2 separate regions of the Homo sapiens genome follow, and region 1 is linked to region 2. The links are chromatin loops, found by intact Hi-C in ENCODE. Cell type or tissue: PC-9. All regions are shown on one strand.

Region 1 (2,500 bases), 180 kb after region 2:
GCGCATTGTGGGGGCGGGTGCAGGCGGGCAGCTCGGGGAGCCCCAGCCTGTGACAGCCGTCCTCACTGACCCCGCAGTTCATCACGGATGGCTACGCGGCCCACCTGGCGCAGCTGAAGTACAGCCACCGGGCGCGGCCCGCTCGCAACACGGCCACCCGCATGGCGCTGCGCAAGGGCAGCTTCGGCCTGCCCGGCCAGGGCGACTTTCTGCGCTCCCGGAACCACCTGCTTCGCACCATCTCGGCCCAGCCCAGCGGGCCCAGCCACCGGCACGAGCGGACACAGAGCCAGGCGGATGGCGAGCAGCGGGGCCAGCGCAGCATGAGTGTGGCGGCCGGCTGCTGGGGCCGCGCCATGACTGGCCGCCTGGAGCCGGGGGCAGCCGCGGGCCCCAAGTAGGGCACCGTGAGTGCAGCGCGGGGTCTCCATGGTGCTAGGCCAGGGTGGCCAGCCCCGCCAGGAGGCCTGGCCTGGGCACACGCACTGACGTGGGCCTGGGAGATTGTCCCAGGGCCTTGTGGAGGACACGGGCCGCACCACACAGTGCTCCCTGCCCTGCCTCACGTCCTCGGGCCTGACGGGTCCGGCTTGTCATGGAAGCTGGCAGGGACCACCAGCCCCAGGATGGCAGAGGGACCAGAACCTCCCACTCAGACTGGCCCGGGAGGTTCTCCCAGACATTTTGCCCTGTGTGGATCTCCAAGTGTCCTGGTGCCAGGTGTGGGCCCAGGCGCAGCCTGCCACCTCCCCATCCACTGGCCACCCTCACTCCCAGGTCCCCTCCCATTTGGTAGCAGCTCCAACAGGGGTCCAGCCTGCATCTTGTTAACTCGAGTTTCTCAACTGTTCAACCTCACTGGTTTTGCACTGATTTTTGAGAGCGGAGACCCATTACCACCTCCTATGGCTACAGCCCCGTTGACATGCATGAAACTCAGTACCTGCTGACCCAGGACCTACAACCACACTGAAGGCTCCAGTGCGGCAGAGCCTCGTGCAAGCAGGAGAGAAAGGCTGTATCTTAATTTCTGCACCCCGGACCCTGCCCACCTGTCTGCCTGCCCCGCCTGGAGCCCAGGCCAGTGTTGTTTCCAGCCTCAGGCCACGGGCTGGACGGGCCTGGCCGCCTCTTCCGCTCCCTGCCATCAGTCAAGGCCGCCCGCCCACGTTTCTACGCCTTTCTACTTCTCAATCTGATTTCTATGAGGTTTTTTTAAACGAGCAATCCTTGGCTGCTTCCTTTTCTTAACTCTTTCAGTACTGAGAGCAGCCCCTCCACACTGAAAACACCCAGCACTGTGACGGAGTCCAGCCTGGTTCTGGGTCCCGTGGGCCCTGCTCCTGCCCACTTAGCGAGGCATGGGCTCCTTGCCTCACCTGGCCCCGGCAATCCCACTGAATTTCTACTCTGGGGTGGGTGGGGCACACACTTCGGTTTTTTTAATGCCAATTCCGTTTTCATGCCGAATCTAAGAAGCCACAACTTGCTTTGTCAGCTTCAGGGCAGGCAGCCATGACTTCATTTCTCGCCTGAACAAGGACCATGCTGTCCTGCACGCTGGGTCTGACCGTCTGCCCTCTCTCCCCAGCACCAAGCGTGACCTTGGCTGTGGCGCTCAACGGCCAGCTCCGGCGGCCCCTCTGCTGCTCCTCGGCTTTCCCGGAAGTGGGAGAGCCTGCCTGGCCTCGGCCTTTGTCCAGCGACCAGGCTCTGTCCCCGAGAAGCTACGGCCGACCTGGGTCTGGTGTTGGGACGCATGGACCGGGCTGGGGAGGTGCACAGAGTGATGTTAACTTTTTCCCGTGTGTAGATATGTACAGCCAAAGGGTCGTGTAAATGTTCTGCAAAAGTGGGTCTATACAGAGTGAAAGCTATTTATTTTGTGCAGAGAAAAAAGTCTGGAGGGATGGAACCTTCAGGGTTTATTCATATTTAAGATGTAGCTTTTTGTTGTTTCAGGCATTATGTATAAAGCAACGATTATTTTATGGACCAAGTTTTCATGTAACTGTTGCAGTGAAAGTGCAATATCTGACCCCCCTGCTCCCAGCAGGAAGTTGCTTGGCCCGACAATCACAGCCCCTGTCAGGGGCCCTGTGGCCAGTGCCTCCTCCTCTCTTGGCCCCACCTTATCCTGTCTTGCCTGCTGCCTGGGAGACCAGCCATCCAGAGAAGCACCTGGAAGAGTCTCGGGCCCTCCTGCAATAAAGGCCGGGAGGCCCTGTGGGCAGTGGGCTCAGCCTCTCCCCAGGGGGGCAGCTCCCCCACGGCTCCTCACTCCCCGCCTGCCTGCCCAGCCGCCAGCCATGCCAAGGACAACAGCAATAGTCCCCTGGGGCTCTCCCAGCGGCCCTCAGCCATAGATGGCAAGGTGGGCAGCCTGCCCCCCCATGGGAAGTCTCTTCTGTATCCAGGTCTGCTTTCCACCTCCCTTCAGATTCCTTTTGGCACATTCTCCTCTTGAGGAAGTACCAGTCTTTCTGAAACTAAGAGAGGG
Region 2 (2,500 bases):
AAGCAGTGTCTCTTAGTAAATAAATTAGTAACCTGCTTTCTAAAAATAACCCTCTTGAAAATCACCTTGAATGCCGATTGTAAACAGGGAGCCAGAATGAATTCATTATAAACTCCCATATTTTTCTTCATCAAGCATTTTTTATCATTATAATGTGGTGCATTTGCAAATAGTCACTATAACCTAGCTGGTGAGAATAAATGCTTTGAGCAGAACCTAAGCTGTGGGGCTTGGTGTGTAACCATGTGTAACCACCTGTTAATAAAGGTGGATAACTGAAGCGTAGGCTTGTTTTGATTTGTTTTTTGTTTTGCTTTTTTTTGGTCTGCTGTAGTAAATCCTCGGCAAACTGAAACTTCAGTTAATGCAAGTCGTTCTCCAGAAAAGTGTGCCCAACAGAGACAAAAGAGACTTAATTCGGCCTCACAGAGATCATCATCTTTACCACCTTCAAATCGTAAATCAAGTACTCCAAGTAAGAGTTAGATGTGTACATCTCTTGGGTTCAAAAGCGTGATCTCTGAGTCAAATCTATTTGTGCCCGCTGCTTGCCTGTTTCTGGTTTCTCTTGTATCCTCAGCACCTAGTAGAGTACTCTGAGCAGAGGACCCCTAAATAAGATCTTGTTCATAAATAAAATTGTCTGATCACATAGATACTACAAATGTAAATGAAGAAATCTGTTTATTAAAGTGAGATTTTTTATTGTGTCCAGTAAATTGTTTACAACTAATACTAATAATTTATTGTGTCCACTAAATTGTTTGCAACTAATACTTAAAAATGCCAGCTATCCAAACATTAATTCAATCAAATTAATCCAAGCTAGTCTCAAATATACTTCTTATGTATTTGATCTCAAGTACTTAGCATTAGTCACCATTTTTCTTTAGCCAATAACAGGTTGGTTTTAAAGTTGAAGCATTGAATTCCTGTCCTGAATTTCCGTTTTCACACCAGCTGAGGAGATTCTTATTATTGTGTTATAGGAATGTTCAGTAGTGTACTGCTGTTTCCATCTTATTTCCAGTCGACTTCTAAAATCCTGAAAAACCAGTTTTGAGTCAGAGTGCTGAAAGTACTGTCTGATATACTACAGTGTTACAGTGGTTACCTCTAGGTGTTAGGATTATGAGTGATTTTATTTTTTTGTACACTCTTATTTCTCTCTCAAAGTTTTACGTTGAAATTATATTCCTTTCAAAATTAGAAAAAAAATACTGAATAAGAAACTGTTATGCTGATACATATAGAAGGAAAAGAATATTTCCTCTTCATTTTCTTCTATAGCAAAAAGAGAGATTATGCTAACACCAGTGACTGTGGCTTATAGTCCAAAGCGATCCCCTAAAGAAAACTTGTCCCCAGGATTTAGTCATCTGCTTAGCAAAAATGAGAGCAGTCCAATTCGGTAAGTTCTCTAAAATTGTAGAATAAAGTTTACTATATTAGTGATTTTTTTCTAAATGTTGACTTATGTCTCTAGCTATCACTAATTTTTCAGTTACCAGTGGGAACTCTGTGAATTTCATTTAAATCATAAGTGAATGTCATACTACAACTAAAGTACTGCAGTACAATGAACACAGTTTTTAACTATGTAAACTTGCTACTACTAGATTTTAAATTATCACCTCAGCACCCCTGTCAGCTTTTGTATGTAGAATGATAGTTCTTTGTTTTCCTGAAAAGGTTTATGATACGGGAAAACTTTTGGGCCATTTGTACAGGAAAGTGGGCTTTACTGGTATGGCCCTGGCACCAAATGCATGTTTACCTGTGCTGCTGAGAATCTGTCCCCTCCGAAGTGTGGGCAGCTGTGTGTGCTATTAGCGGGGAGGGATGTTGCTTCTTGGTTCCAGACCCAACTCTGTCAGGCTCTTGCGGAGATGAGTTAAGCACATTGAACCTCAGTTTCCTCTTCTATAAAACGGGGATAATAATAACTACCCTGCTTATTTCATAAGGTTTTTATAAATATCAAATGAGATAATGTATGGGTAAGTGTTTTAAGTCTTTAGTTTGTAAATACAATTTTGTTAGAAAATAGAAATAAATTTCAGTTTTAGACAATTACATAACCAGCTTTCTTTTAAGAAAATACATAAATATGTGAGTTAGCTGGATGCCAGCTCATCTTTGTAGTGGAGATAGGGAAAATCAGTTAACATTTTTTTTCTCACAAGTAACTTGCTTCATTCAATAGATTTGATATACTTTTGGATGATTTAGATACTGTTCCTGTGTCTACATTACAACGTACCAATCCAAGAAAGCAACTCCAGTTTCTTCCTCTAGATGACTCGGAAGGTATCTTTTCCTAAAAAATATTAGTTATGGTTTTAATCATTCATTTTTTGAGATTCTGGTATCTCTCAGTGTTCTAAATATTATAATATCTTGCACTTAAATATTTTCCCACTCAAGGGCGTCTGAAACTAAGCACTCATGATGCTACGTGTTGTTATGTCAATGTTGTTATCCTCATTGAAAAGTTGGG

What was found. Hi-C counts contacts between places; a loop is a spot of excess contacts. Peaks named below come from ENCODE experiments on the same cell type or tissue, not always from the same donor. Only the 100,000 strongest peaks of a DNase experiment are listed, where the experiment ranks them.
Region 1: a loop joins it to region 2, with 2.7 times the contacts of the local background. A loop is called at or near these places in 47 of 110 quality-filtered maps.

The regions. Positions count from the first base shown.
Region 1 is chr12:122,983,928-122,986,427 of GRCh38, reverse strand. It overlaps PITPNM2 (phosphatidylinositol transfer protein membrane associated 2), which reads left to right. Exons shown (of 26, transcript NM_020845.3): 26 at 78-2,500. The coding sequence ends at 401. Among named protein-coding and RNA genes, the nearest start is that of ARL6IP4, 4.5 kb to the right of the region's middle. In PC-9, no CTCF peak of the experiment used is centred here; no DNase peak of the experiment used is centred here.
Region 2 is chr12:123,161,925-123,164,424 of GRCh38, reverse strand. It overlaps MPHOSPH9 (M-phase phosphoprotein 9), which reads left to right. Exons shown (of 24, transcript NM_022782.4): 19 at 335-475; 20 at 1,291-1,411; 21 at 2,207-2,310. Among named protein-coding and RNA genes, the nearest start is that of PITPNM2, 12 kb to the right of the region's middle. In PC-9, no CTCF peak of the experiment used is centred here; a DNase peak (open chromatin) is centred at 944; H3K27ac peaks cover 1,585 bases.